Linked DNA regions of Homo sapiens: region 2 is linked to region 1. Evidence: chromatin loops called from intact Hi-C (ENCODE). Cell type or tissue: Panc1. All regions are shown on one strand.

Region 1 (8,000 bases):
TTTCTCACTTTCCTGTCATCTCTTGCTCTGCTCCCAATTTCCTGCCCACCTCCCCTTCCCACGTCCTCTGTTTATGGAAGTTACTAGAGCCAGCCTGGTGCATGGGAAGCAGGACTTACCTTCCCACCTGTTGATGGTTTTCGGCCACCCACTGAGAGGCCCCCAATTTTTAGAGTTACTCCACCTAGTGACATTTCTTCAGTGGCATATTCAGATATATTGTTTAGAGCTATTGTTTTAAAATGGGGTGAGAGAGGAGACACGGAGTTCCAGCTTCCGATTATGCACCAAAAACAAGAACGGGGCTATGATTTCTTTCTCCAAAGCACATTTCACTGATGTTATGGAACTCATCTTTTTTGTTTCTGCATTTAATCATTTAACAAATATTTATTGACTGGTGCTATATGGTCAGCCATATCCAGGTACTTAAATAAGACATAATATTGCTCAAAACAGGAAAACAAACAAACAAACTCCTGGCCCTCATGGGGCTTGTATTCCAGGAGTAGAGACAAGCAATAGTAAACATGAGTGAAATATATTAATAAAAATAAGTTAAAAATTTGTTTAAATGCAAAATATGTAATATGTGAGAAGGTGCTAAAAGCAATGAAGAAAAAAATAAAAAACATGGAAAAATAAACTGAAAGCTTTCAGCAGGAAGACCAGGAATTCATTTTGAACATGACACGATTTAGACACGTTAGACGAGTGGAGATCACCCGAGCAGAGATCCTAGTAGGCAGCTGGATAAGCATGTATGAAAATCAAGAGATAGACCTGGACTTAAATTATAAACTTGGGAGTCATTTTCAGAAAGATTATATTTAAATCCGTGAGACTGTATCGCAGCAGCAAGAAGGAGCACAGATTTTAAAAAAGGGAAGCCCAAGGATTGAGCCAAAAGTACTTCAACATTTAGAGGCCAGAGAGATGAAGAAAAAGACAGTACTAGGAAAACCGAAATGTTTCCCAAGGCAGCAGGTAAGTCAGCTGCGCTAATTAACACTGACAAATCAAATCAAATTTTTTTTTTTTTTTTGAGACAGAGTCTCGCTCTGTTGCCCAGACTGGAGTGCAATGGTGCGATCTCGGCTCACTGCAAGCCCCGCCTCCTGGGTTCAAGCAATTCACCCTGCCTCTGCCTCCTGAGTAGCTGGGACTACAGGCGCCCACCACCACACTCGGCTAATTTTTGTATTTTTTTAGTAGAGACGGAGTTTTGGCATGTTGGCCAGGCTAGTCTTGAACCCCTGACCTCGGGTGATCCACCCATCTCAGCCTCCCAAAGTGCTGGGATTACAGGCCTGAGCCACTGCGCCCAGCCTCTCAAATTTGATAAAGAAAGGAAGTTGGCTGGTGGCCTTATCCACACAGAAGTCATTGATGAAAACAATATTCAAGTAGGAATGCAACTCTGACTACCTGTTACACATATGGAGATGGAATCGCATCCAAGCCTCCGTGGTGATTAGGACAGAACAGTGGTTAAGGCAATGGGCTTTGGAGTCAGGCAGCCCTGGGTTCACATCCCAGCAGCCTCCTTCCTTCTGAGTTGCAGGACTCCAGATAAGTCCCGTAAATTCAGTGTAATCTTACTTCTTCCTTTATAAAATGGGGATGTTGTTAACACCACAATTTAATTGGCCTCTAACTATAGGCCAGGTACAGCTCTAAGTGTCTTATTAGGTTATTCAGTGCTCACTAAAGTAGGAATCATTATTTTAGTCATTTGACACAAGAGAACCCAATACCAGAGACATTAGTGACAGAGACAATGACCCTGGTAGTGTGGTCGGCAGCCTCTGAGGTGTCCTCAGGACCCCCGGCATCCCGCTATTGCCTTCTGTTGAATGTGAGCTGGACCTAGTGCCGCACGTTTAACAAATGAAATGTGGTAAAAGTAATGGGATATCACTTTTAAGATTAGGTTACAAAAAGGCTCTAACTTCTACCTTTCTGACGGTCTTTGTTCACCCTCACTCCCTTTCTCACGCACTCTGGGAGAAGCCAGCTACCATGTTGAGAGCTGCTCAGTGGAGCACCCCATGTGACAAGAAACTGATGTCTCTGGCCAACCTGACCTGAGGCCTGCCAACAGCCACTTGAGTGAGTCTCTCAGTGGATTCTCCCCCTGCTGAGCCGTCAGATGAAGCCAGAGCCCAAGCTGACACTTTGACTGCAGCCTTGTGAGACACCCTGAGCCAGAAGAGGACCCAAGGAAACTACACCTGGATTCCTGAGCCACAGGAATCCTCTCTCTCCAAAACAGTATGCTGTTTTGGGCTGTTAAGTTTTGGGGTAATTTGTTACATAGCAACATAACTGATCGAGGTAGTAAACGGCACGCTGAATTAAAATCCAGACATTTTGATGCCAGAACCTGCCTAAAAAGAGAGAAAGGTATAGAGCAGAGTGCTGTTAAGCTCCTTATGTGATTACAGTTTGGTCATTCTCAATGCATCCTCTCCATTGCCTCTTTAAAGTCCCAATTCAAGACAAGACAGTACTTTGGAGTGAAGGGAATCCAAATTACAATTATCTTCAAGATTCTCTTCTCCAGAGTGATCACAGAGGTGGGCAGTAGCCTCCAACCATTGACAAATGTATATGAATAAGCACAGCCCATGTCCCTGATACTGTTATCAGTGGAGGATGTCCAGGTTCTTGGCGTCTTGAACAAAGAATTGGACAAAACGCACAAACAAAGCAAGGAAAGAATGAAGCAACAAAAGCAGAGATCTATTGAACATGAAAGTACACTCCACAGTGCAGGAGTGGGCCCAAGCACAGAGGCTCAAGGGCCCCGTTACAAAATTGTGGGGGGTTTAAATGCCCTCTAGAGGTTTCCACTGGTTACTTGGTGTTCGCCCTATGTAAATGAAGAGGATGAAGTAAAGTAATAAAGTCATTTACTCAGCCTACGCCTTATGTAACTGGATAGAATATTTCCTGTCATAGCTGAAGTGTGAATCGCCCTTATGTTCCCCGCCTCTATACCCTATTTTCCTGCCTCAGATACCTTCCTCTTCTAATTAGTTAAAAATACCTAAATTTATTTTATCAGGCCCCAGGATTTAATACATATGTATATATGTATATGTATACGTAATACATATATACATATGTATATATGTATATGTATACGTAATACATATATACATATGTATATATGTATATGTATACGTAATACATATATACATATGTATTAAATGTGTGTGTGTATATATATATATATATATATATATATATATATATATATACATATACTTTTCAAAAACACTCGTAGAAAGTTCTTTTAAATATAGGATTTAAGTTTTGAAAATAATCAAAGCCCACTAGCACAAATCACACTATGGACTTCCCCAATGTATGAAATTGAATTTTTAAAAAGTCAACAAAATCAGTCCTGTGGGAATATAAGGGAAGGAGCATTCATAAAAATCATGAAGCTATATCAATCAGTGGCATAGGATCAATGTGCTCTGCATGGAGAATAGTTGAGTACAATAGATTGAGTATAATGCAAAGTACTTTTGTGGGCACCACCTGACTTCCTTCTTTCCTCCCAGAAGCTGCCTTGTGAGTCACTGCCCTACTCCCCCAACCCTGGTACTCGCAGTATTTGAGGCTCATAAAGAATGAGGCCCTGAGCCTCTAAACCAATCGCCCTGATTATTTCTACAAGTAAGCATTCATTTAGTGTCCTCCAAAAGTAATATGTAATGTAGTCTGGGCAAAATTGTATTTTAAATGATCTCTGAATGACCTCCTAATCTAAATTATTCAAACAAGGCAAAACCTCGAGGGGCGTGTGGAAAAGTGGTTACAGAAATAGGAGACTATAATGGCAAAAAAGTAAGAAGTTGTCAAGATGCACTTTTAACATTAGTTTAATTACCATACCAAAATATCTAGAGTTATAGCAAAGCTCAAAACCAGATATTCAGCCCATGTGAAATGCATTAATGCTCAGTTTTAGTTCTCTGATTGAAATACGGAGGTTTTAAAAGAAATGTAAAGCCAATGCAGCTCCAATTTGCTCTAAGGTATCCGCAGCTCTCCCATATGGGATTTTCACTCAAGCAACTTAATTTCCAAATAATCTCATCCAGCATTTGAGTAGACTGTATAAGGTGTTGCACACAGTATACGTTTTAGTGGTTAATAAGAAAGCCCTCAGAATTTATTTTCTGAGTACGAATAAAGATAAAGGGAATACTGTACCATTAAGTAACAATAACAGCAATTTAAAATACTTTTGTTTTGAGAAAAGTGTATTTTAGAATTAAATATTCAAGTGTTTAAAATCAAGCAAGTGCGAAGATTTGGCACAGACTTTTGGCAGTGACTTGGTGTTCAGTGTTATTAAAATGCCTTCAATCCTCATATGAACCCCGGTCTGTTCCAAGCCACAGGCTTCATCCCTAAATTTAAAGTGGAAAGAATGGATCTTAGGCTGGACTAAATGTTAGAGTAAGAGAGAAAAGTAATTAAACTAACAACATGAAAAATAGAAGAAAATATTGTGTATAAATCAAATTAAACTTGTCCTTGAAACGTTTCAGCTACTTAGAATTAGGAAATGCATAGAATCGCCACAAGGGGGTGCTACTGATAAACCAACAACAGCCCTTCCTTGGCCATTCTCATGACTAAATAGTCCTCAAACCTCCAGCCTAGTGCACTATCAAAACCAAGTCAGACAATTCACAGCAGGAGAGGAGAGATTTTAAAACAGAAATGTGTTCAAGAACATAGATCCACAAAACAGAGCTTCAAACAAAAACAAGTTATCAAAGGGCAAACAGAAGAGAATACCAGGCCTTTTCCCTTATCCCTCATCACAGATTTAGTTATTTTAAAAAGCAATCTTTGCTGCTTTTCAAGAGAGCATTAAACTTGAAGTATATTTACTCTTCATTCTCTTTGAGGAACAATCCACTTAAAAACAACTCCGAAGCGGAATATCCCGGGGGAGTCCTTCCTGCGGACCCCCACCACCAACCCAGCCAGCCTCCAATTACATGACCCATCATTTTCATCTAAAAGTGCTGTCTTTTAACATTGCATCCTCAAGGGCTACGTAAAAAAAACCATAAGCAAACAAACAAAAGTCCTTACTCCTGAATGTTTAAAATGCAAATCGAGTTTTGAAATTCTAAGTCTTTGTTGTGCTCAGAATTACTGCCACTTTTTTTAACTTCCCTCAAGTGAAGTCACCAAAGAAAGAATGACTGAAACTTTAGTACTAAAAGTTATTCACAGTTTTATTATTGAGTTTAAAAAGCTTTTCCGGTGAATGGCAATACAAAAACAAAGGTTCTCTCACAGCACTGGGTTTTTGTCTTTTCAATGAAAGCATATTCAATTAGTAAGACCCACAATACCTTAAGATTCAATTATTTTTCAATAATTGTTTTTCATAATGAATCACAAAAGTTGTTTTCTTCCATCTTGCTAGCCTAACCTGCTATGCCCAAACCAACTACAATTTAGCTATTTGGGGTACTTCATTTCTTTTCTTGCTGCTCTGAACTTTAATGGACAAAATGTTAATTAAATAAGAATAAAGCAAAATGCATGACAGGGCCTAGCATGTAGTGGAAGCTAAATAATTATTAGTTCCTTCCCGGTACTCCCAATAGGCATCCTTTTTTGTGTGGAGGAATACATTTTCTTTTGCCTACACATAAGAATGGCTTTATCCATAGATGATGTTACCTAACTGTCTACTTGCTGTGATGGAGAATTCTGGAAGGTTCTCCCATCCGAGGATGCCTTATCGCACTGAGGGACTGCCGATGATGGATAAAGCATGGTTCTTAACTACAACAGCTTAAATAAATCCTGAGCCTGTCAAACACTGAGTCTACGCATAGAGAGTATGTGATCAAATAGGAAACTTAATGGCACAAAGTGATTGCACAACAGCACAGTGTGGAAAGGATGTGGACTTGATAGCGAGACTGATGTAAATTGAGTAACACCCTCCAGAAAGATACGTTCAAGTCCTAACTTCCATGGCTTGTGAGTGTGACATTACTTGGAAATAGGGTCTTTGCAGATGTAATTAAGGATCTCGAGGATGAGATCACTCTGTTTAGAGTGGGCCCTAAATGCATTCCTTATAAACGAAAAGGAGAGGGAGTTTAGGCACAGATCGTCACAGAGGGAGACCTCTGTGAACACAGACACAGAGATGGGTGTGAATCAGCTACAAGGCCAGGAATGCTGAGGCTTGCTGGCAGCCACCAGAAGCTGTTCCAAGAGGGAGAAGCGTGGAACAGATTCTCTCGCTGAGCCACCAGATGGAACCAACCCTGCCAACACCTTGATTTCAGACTTCTGGCCTCCAGCACCGTGAGATGATAAATCTGCTGTATGAAGCCACCTGGATTGTAGTGATTTGTTACCACAGCCTAAGGACACTAACACAAGTGACCTGGGTTCAAATCAATGCTTCCCCAGCCTGTGGCCCAGGGCATCGAACTTTAAATGTCCTCCTCTGTAAACTAGAGTTCCTATTAGCTACCTCGCAGAGAAATCAAAAAAACAGTCAAGACTGCTGTGATCCCCTCCACACCCCTTACAGCCTCTTTGACCAATGGCATGAGACTTAACATCTTGTGTCTCAGTTTCCTCATCCATAAAATGGAGGTGAAAATAGCAGCTACCTCGTAGGCTGGCGTGAGAAGTACCGGAGATGCTGCCCAGAGACCACAGGGGCGGGGCACATGAGGCCCTCGGCCCATGCAAGCTGCCTGTGCTGACCTGTTGTCATGGTGACCACCGTGGGAACTGAGCTGACCGGAAGACCAGTAAGGTTTGGGATGAGCAGGAAGCTTCCGTAGGAGAAAAAACCTGAAGTGGACGTTGAAGCAATGGTTCCATTTGGATGGGTCACAGAGAGGGATCGGCATCTGGGGCGGGGTTGGCTCAGGAACCTAAGAAAGGAGTGGGAGACGCTGTGTGCATGCATGCGCGGACCTCTCCACCTAAGCAAAGGCCCTGGAGAGCCTGGTGAGCTGAATTAAGAAGAAGGCTGGACAGCTGGGCTGAAGTTAAATTCACTAGAAACTCCACAGCGAGTTTAGACATGGGATATGGTTTGGCTGTGTCCCCACCAAAATCACACCTTGAATTGTAATCCCCGTAATCCCCAAGTGTCACAAGAGGGACCCTGTGGGAGGTAATTGAATCATGGGGGTGGTTTCCCCTAAGCTGTTTTCATGATAGTGAGTGAGATCTGATGGTTTTATAAGCACCTGGCATTTCCCCTGCTGGCACTCATCCTCTCTCCTGCAGCCCTGTGAACAGGTGCCTTCTGCCATGATTGTAAGTTTCCTGAGGTCTCCCCAGCCCCGCGGAATTTGAGTCAATTAAACCTCTTTTCTTTATAAATTACCCAGTCTCAGGTATTTCTTCCTAGCAGCATGAGAACGGACTAATACAACGTGATACAATGGAAAACGAGAAGACATTAAAATCGTTGAGTAAGGGAATAATTCACAAAACAAGGATGCTTAGGAAGGATGAACCCAGCAGGAAGGAGTAAAGCTGTGCTCCTCAAACCTTCCGTCGTGAAGGGCGAGTTTTCTTCCAATCCATCACTGACCAGTGCTGCTGTAATAGATGGTAGAAATAAATTTCTAGAACACGAAGTGGAAACAAGACCAACTACAAAAATACAAGCCAAAATTTGTATTCTTAGATCCAAACATACATAACATTGCTCTAATTGTCATAAACATTTTTGAACTCTTATCCCAATTTCTGCCTGATCATCACAGACCCACGAGGAGCCACTGGTCAGAAGACAATCCGTGGCAGAGGGCTTCTGAAGAGGAGAGGGCGAGCCTAGCAGGGAGGGCAGAGGAGGAGAGGAGCAGAAAAGGTGCCCAGGAGGCCACCGCCATCTTCAGGGAAGCAGAAGACAAAGGTGGTGAAATGCAGATGGCGGAGAGAGTCACACGTAAGGTATTTTGAAATGTAAA
Region 2 (8,000 bases), 360 kb after region 1:
TTAATTCAAGATGGATTAAAGACTTAAATGTTAGACCTAAAACCATAAAAACCCAAGAAGAAAACCTAGGCAATACCATTCAGGACATAGGCATGGGCAAGGACTTCATGACTAAAATACCAAAAGCAATGGCAACAAAAGCCAAAATAGACAAATGGGATCTAATTAAACTAAAGAGCTTCTGCATAGCAAAAGAAACTACCATCAGAGTGAACAGGCAACCTACAGAATGGGAGAAAATTTTTGCAATCTACGCATCTGACAAAGGGCTAATATCCAGAATCTATAAAGAACTTAAAGAAATTTTGCAAGAAAAAAACAACTCCATCAAAAAGTGGGCGAAGGATATGAGCAGACACTTCTCAAAAGAAGACATTTATGCAGCCAACAGACACATGAAAGAATGCTCATCATCGGAGAAATGCAAATCAAAACGACAATGAGAAACCATCTCACACCAGTCAGAATGGCAACATTAAAATGTCAGGAAACAACAGGTGCTGGAGAGGATGTGGAGAAATAGGAACATTTTTACACTGTTGGTGGAACTGTAAACTAGTTCAACCATTGTGGCAGACAGTGTGGTGATTCCTTAAGGATCTAGAACTAGAAATACCATTTTACCCAGCCATTCCATTACTGGGTATATACCCAAAGGATTATAAATCATGCTGCTATATTCATGGAACTAGCCCAAATGTCCATCAGCAATAGACTGGGTGAAGAAAATTTGGCACATATACACCATGTAATACTATGCAGCCATAAAATAGGATGAGTTCATGTCCTTTGTAGGGACATGGATGAAGCTGGAAACCATCGTTCTCAGCAAACTATCGCAAGGACAGATAACCGAACACTGCATGTTCGTGCTCATAAGTGGGAATTGAACAATGAAAAACTTGGAAACAGGGTAGGGAACATCACACACCAGGGCCTGTCATGGGGTAGGAGGAGGGTGGAGGGATAGCATCAGGAGATATACCTAATATAAATGACAAGTTAACAGGTGCAGCACACCAACATGGCACATGTATACATATGTAACAAACCTGTACGTTGTGCACATGTACTCTAGAACTTTAAGTATATTAAAAAAATAAAATAAACTTCATTTTTTAATTATAAATATTAAAAAAGGTTCAACTGTCAGTATACTAATTAGTTATTTTCTGCTGTCTATTAGAAATGTATGAATTTTAAAAAACAGGTATATTAAAGAGTTAATGATAATATTTCTTAGAAAGTCAGCTCCTCTAGTGCATTTAAAATATAATTCAGTTAGTCTAGCTAGTGGCCTATCTATCTCATTAAGTTTTTCAAAAAAACAACTCCTGGATCTAGTGACCTTTCGAATGGTTTTTCATATCTTGATTTCCTTCAGTTCAGCTCTGATTTTGGTTATTTCTTGTCTTCTGCTAGTTTGGGGTTGATTTGTTATTGCTGCTCTAATTCTTTCAGTTGTGATGTTAAGTTGTTAATTTGAGATCTTTCTAACTTTTTGATGGAGGCATTTAGTGCTACGAATTTCCCTCTTAACACTGCCTTAGCTGTGTCCCAGAGATTCTGATGTGTTGTAACTTTGTTCTCATGAGTTTACTTGTGTAACAAACATTCACGTTACCCGTGAACCTAAAAGTTTAAAAATTAAAAAAAATATATAATTGAACCTATAAGTACCTAGTTTATAGCATTTTTTGTCATGTGATTTATAAATACTCTATTTATCAACCTTTTACAGAGTCAGTCTCCTCTAGAAAATGAGTTTTACTCTTTGAAATCAGGAATAGGTGAGGACCTGCCACAGCGGTAACTAAAGAAGAAGTGAAGTGTTGCCTCATTTATGTTTAGAAACTATCAGAAGTGCTTTTGTTTTAAAATTACGTGCAAAGACTTTAGATCACACCTACGTTTCAAATACCAGAAATTGAAATGAACTGTTAATGTATTGGAGAACAAAAGGGCTTAGTTTTAGGTAAGAAGTGTAGGCAAAAAGGCAGTAGTCCATTCTGTGTTCAGTTGTCTTTGAGGTAATAAAATTTAGTAACAGTTTGTTAGCTAAAGGATACATAAAAAGCACAGTCCCTGTTATGTAATGTTTCGCAGTTATAAAAAATTTGATTAGCCAATCTTGCTTTGGTTTAAAAAGGAGGTCGTTTTGTGCTTCATAAAACATCTCGAGCAGAAAATCTTTATGACTTTATGTTAAATGGCAGGCAAATATTAGGAAAGAATCCGTCACTTTTGTTAAAAATTGTAGCAGGGTAACATTTAATCTTGGGACTATCTGCTTAGTTTATTAATTACATAAACAGGTATCCCTGTTGTACTACTAATGACTAAATTCATCTTTTAAAGAATAAAGTAAGGCTTATGTGAGAGAACATTGAAACAAAGTCATTGTTGGTCCAAATGATTTGCTTCATAGTTTCTTAGTAATTAAAGCTGTTTCCTTTTTGGAAGGGAGCCATATTTCTAATAAAAGATTAGCTTGTTTCTGCACAGTGAAATTTGAATATGAGTATTTGCTTTTTGTAGCTGTGAAATGAGACTTTTTAACTAAGCATGATTAATTATGATAGGTGAATAAACTATGATAATTAAATCTTTAAATCAGATACATGATGTATAATTCCAGAGGTCTGACAAAAATATCAAGTTGAAAGAAAATACTGGCAAAGGTCTTGGCTTGTCATTTATAAGCTAGAATTAAAAATCATTACACAGATCACAGATGTTAGATATCTCCAAAGATGACTTAGAGGAAGATAATAAGGATCTGATCATTTAGATATTTTATTTTTCAAGTAGTCACTTAAAATTTTAAATTTTTGACCTTGGGGAAGGGGCAGCTGTGGGCACAGCTTCAGCAAACTTAAATATTCTTGCCTGCCGGCTCTGAAGAGAGCAGTGGATCTCCCAGCACAGCACTCAAGCTCTGCTAAGGGACAGACTACCTCCTTAAGTTGGTCCCTGAACCCCGTGCCTCCTGACTGGGAGACACCTCCCAGCAGGGGTTGACAGACACCTCATATAGGAGAGCTCTGCTGGCATCTGGCAATGCCCCTCTGGGACGAAGCTTCCAGAGTAAGGAACAGGCAGCAATCTTTGCTGTTCTGCAGCCTCCGCTGGTGATACCCAGGCAAACAGGGTCTGGAGTGGACCTCCAGCCAACTCCAGCAGACCAGCAGCAGAGGGGCCTGACTGTTAGAAGGAAAACTAACAAACAGGAATAGCATCAACACCAACAAAAAGGACTTCCACTCAGAGACCCCATCCAAAGGTCACCAACATCAAAGACCAAAGGTAGATAAATCCATGAAGATGAGGAAAACCCAGTGCAAAAATGCGGAAAGTTCCAAAAACCAGAATGCCTCTTTTCCTCCAAAGGATCACAACTCCTTGACAGCAAGGGAACAAAACTGGATAGAGAATGAGTTTGGTGAATTGACAGAAGTAGGCTTCAGAAGGTAGGTAATAACAAACTCCTCCAAGCTAAAGGAGCATGTTCTAACTCAATGCAAGGAAGCTAATAACCTTGGATAAAGGGTAGAGGAATTGCTAACTACAATAACCAGTTTAGAGAAGAACATAAATGACCTGATGGAGCTGAAAAAAACAGCACCAGAACTTCGTGACACATACATGAGTATCAATAGCCGAATCGATGAATCAGAAGAAAGGATATCAGAGATTGAAGATCAACTTAATGAAATAAAGCAAGAAGACAAGATTAGAGAAAAAAAAAAAACAAAAGGGAATGAGCAAAGCCTCCAAGAAATATGGGACTATGTGAAAAGAGTGAACCTACGTTTGATTGATGTACCTGAAAGTGACAGGGAGAATGGACCAAATTGGAAAAAACTCTTCAGGATATTACCTAGGAGAACTTCCCCAACCTATCAAGACAGGCCAGCATTCCAATTCAGGAAATACAGAGATCACCACAAACATGCTCCCCGAGAAGAGCAACCCCAAGACATGTAATCGTCAGATTTACCAAGGCTGAAATGAAGGAAAATATATTAAGGGCAGCCAGAGAGGTCGGGTTACCCACAAAGGGAAGCCCATCCCTGTTAGTCTTACCAGCGGATCTCTCTCAGACACCCTGCAAGCCAGAAGAGAGTGGGGGCCTATATTCATTAATAAAGAAAATAATTTTCAACCCAGAATTTCATATCTAGCCAAACTAAGCTTCAAAAGCGAAGGAGAAAATCCTTTACAGACAAGCAAATGCTGAGAGATTTTGTCACCACCAGGCCTGCCTTACAAGAGCTCCTGAAGAAAGCACTAAATATGGAAAGGAACAACCAGTACCAACCACTACAAAAGCATACCAAATTATAAAGACCATTGATGCTATGAAGAAACTGCGTCAACTAATGGGCAAAATAACCAGCTAACATCGTAATGACAGGATCAATTCACACATAACAATATTAATCTTAAATGTAAACAGGCTAAATGCCCCAATTAAAAGACACAGACTGGCAAATTGGATAAAGAGGCAAGACCTATCAGTGTGCTGTATTCAGGAGACCCATCTCACATGCAAGACACACATAAGTTTGAAATAAAGGGATGGAGGATGATTTACCAAGCAAATGGAAAGAAAAAAAAAAGCAGGAGTTGCAATTTTCATCACTGATAAAACAGATTTTAAACCAACAAAGATAAAAAAAAAAACAAGGCATTACATAATGATAAAGGGATCAATGCAGCAAGAAGAGCTAACTGTCCTAAATATATATGCACCCAATACAGGAGCACCCAGATTCGTAAAGCAAGTTCTTAGAGACCTACAAAGAGACTTAGATTTCCACACAATAACAGTGGGAGACTTTAACACCTCACTGTCAATATTAGATCAACGAGACTGAAAATTAAAAAGGATATTCAGAAAAAAAAAAAGGGATATTCAAGAGTTGAACTCAGCTCTGGACCAAGCGGACCTAATAGACATCTACAGAACTCTCCACCCCAAATCAACAGAATATACATTCTTCTCAGCACCACATCGCACTTATTCTAAAATTGACCACATAATTGGAAGTAAAACACTCCTCAGCAAACTCAAAAGAATGGAAATCATAACAAACAGCCCCTCAGACCACAGTGGAATCAAATTAGAAGTCAGCATTGAGAAACTAACTACAAACCGCACAACTACATGGAAACTGAACAACCTGCTCCTGAATGACTACTGGGTAAATAACACAATTAAGGCAGAAATAAATTAGTTCTTTGAAACCAAAGAGAACAAAGACACAATATACCAGAATCTCTGGGACACAGCTAAAGCAGTGTTTCACCAAATGCCCACAGGAGGAAGGGGGAAAGATCTAAAATCGACACCCTAACATCACAATTAGAAGAACTAGAGAAGCAATGGCAAACAAATTCAAAAGCTAGCAGAAGACAAGAAATAACTAAGATCAGAGCAGAACTGAAGGCGACAAGAGACACAAAAAACCCTTCAAAAAAAATCAATGAATCCAGGAGCTGGTGTTTTGGAAAAGATCAACAAAATAGATAGACCACTAGCCTGACTAATAAAGAAGAAAAGAGAGAAGAATCAAATAGACACAATAAAAAATGATAAAAGGGAGATCAGCACTGATCCCACAGAAATCCAAACTACCGTCAGAGAGTGTTATAAACACCTCTACGCAAATAAACTAGAAAATCTAGAAGAAATGGATAAATTCCTGGACACATACACCCTCCCAAGACTAAACCAGGAAGAAGTTGAATTCCTGAATAGACCAATAACAGGCTCTGAAATTGAGGCAATAATTAATAGCCTAGCAACCAAGAAAAGGACCAGAGGGATTCATAGCCGAATTCTACTAGAGGTACAAAGAGGATCTGGTACCATTCCTTCTGAAACTATTCCAAATGATAGAAAAGAGGGAATCCTCCGTAACTCATTTTATGAGGCCAGCATCATCCTGATACCAAAATCTGGCAGAGACACAACAAAAAAAGAAAATTTCAGGTCATTATCACTGAGGAACATCAATGCAAAATCCTCAATAAAAGACTGGCAAACCGAATCCAGCAGCACATCAAAAAGCTTATCCACCATGATCAAGTTGGCTTCATCCCTGGGATGCAAGGCCCGTTCAACATATGCAAATCAATAAATGTAATCCATCACATAAACAGAACCAGTGAGAAAAACCACATGATTATCTCAATAGATGCAGAAAAGTCTTTCGATAAAATTCAACATCTCTTCATGCTAAAAATTCTCAATAAACTAGGTATTGATGAGACATATCTCAAAATAATAAGACCTATTTGTGACAAACCCACAGCCAATATCATACTGAATGAGCAAAAGCTGGAAGCATTCCCCTTGAAAACCAGCACAAATTATTCATAAACTCTTTAAAAGGATGCTATAACATTTTTAAAAATATTATAAGCATATTCTAAGTTACAACTGTGTACTAGGAGGGCACCACACATCTTTTTTTTTTTTTTTACAGACTTTAAAAGGAAAAATATTGAAACTAAGAATTTTTGTTTTTGTTTTGAAAAATTACAGGATCTCACTCTGTAACTTAGGCCAAGTGCAGTGGTGCAATCATAGCTCACCGCAAGCTCCAGCTCCCAGGCTCAAGGGATCCTCCCTCCTCAGCTTCCCCGGTAGCTGGGACTACAGGTGTCCACTGCCATGCCTGGCTAATTTTTTTCTTTTTTAAAGTAGACTGGGTCTTGCTATGTTATGTAGGCTGAAGAATATTTTCTTTTAACAATGGTAAAATACCCATAACATAAAATTTACCATCTTATTCATTTTTAAGTATATAAACTAAAAATATTACAACTTTATAAGGTAAGGATTCAATTCATACAAGTCAGTAGACAGTTATATATTTATCTTTATATACCATTGAGAATAAAGCCACCATGAAATTGTTTACATTTGTTTTTCAGGTCATTACTTCTTTTTATGTGGAGCGTGGAGGAAATGCTATGTCCTTCATGGGAAAAGGTGTTACAAAGAGCACAATTCTTTGCTTGCTTCACTTATCCCATGAGATGATGGCCCAGGCTGGGAGCTTGGTGAGCGCGTTAAAGCTGTCTATCTTCTGAACATTTGCTTGAAAGGGAATGTGCTGTGTCCAACACATTTCAAGCATATAAACTTGCCACATGAAAATGTCTCTTTTGACTTTTCTTTTTAGGTAACGTGAATGATTTTTGACTAGAATATTTCTTAGAAGTTGTATATTAACAAATCTGAATCTTATTTGAAATTGATTCAAATGTGCATACACTGGAAAACTACATTTTGTCTACATTATGGGAAAAATAGCTTCTGTCAAAAAATTGTTATGTTTAACTTTTTAAAGAGAAACAAATTTTTTTGTTTGCCTTTTTTGGCTGAATAATGGATTAAAACCAAGTCTAAAATACATTTTCACGTTGTTTTCATTAAAAATTCTTGTTTTAACCTTCCTGCATTTTATTTTTAGAAACTTACCTCAAATATTTCTGTTTCCCTTTTTTCCCTCTAGGAGTGGATGTCACTTTGGTTCTTGCCTTTGGGTAGTCATAGTGAAGAACATATTCCTACTCAACAAGGATTGGCTTGGTTGATTCCATTATGGGTTGATCGGGACCCAGAGGTGAGTGTGAAGGAGAATCAAGTGTATTGTGTTTAGATTAAAAAACAAATGACACGGGGCCAGGTGCGGTGGCTCATGCCTGTAATCCCAGCTTGTTGGGAGGCTGAGGTGGGCAGATCACGAGGTCAGGAGATTGAGACCATCCTGGCTAACACAGTGAAACCCCATCTCTACTAAAAATATAAAAAAATTAGCTGGGTGTGGTGGCAGGCACCTGTAGTCCCAGCTACTTGGGAGGCTGCAGCAGGAGAATGCTGTGAACTTGGGAGGTGAAGCTTGCAGTGAGCTGAGATTGTGCCACTGCACTCCAGCCTGGGCAACAGAGCAAGACTCCATCTCAAAAAAAAAAAAAAGACACAA

The links. A loop is a pair of places that touch in the nucleus more often than their neighbours do. Peaks named below come from ENCODE experiments on the same cell type or tissue, not always from the same donor. Only the 100,000 strongest peaks of a DNase experiment are listed, where the experiment ranks them.
Region 2: a loop joins it to region 1, with 5 times the contacts of the local background. A loop is called at or near these places in 10 of 110 quality-filtered maps.

Annotation. Positions count from the first base shown.
Region 1 is chr18:70,451,516-70,459,515 of GRCh38, reverse strand. No RefSeq gene overlaps it. Among named protein-coding and RNA genes, the nearest start is that of LINC01910, 71 kb to the right of the region's middle. In Panc1, CTCF peaks have their summits at 2,787, 4,421, 4,621 (motif pointing right) and 6,147; a DNase peak (open chromatin) is centred at 4,625; H3K27ac peaks cover 7,684 bases.
Region 2 is chr18:70,091,750-70,099,749 of GRCh38, reverse strand. It overlaps RTTN (rotatin), which reads left to right. Exons shown (of 49, transcript NM_173630.4): 29 at 6,946-7,074; 30 at 7,530-7,640. Among named protein-coding and RNA genes, the nearest start is that of RTTN, 110 kb to the left of the region's middle. In Panc1, no CTCF peak of the experiment used is centred here; no DNase peak of the experiment used is centred here.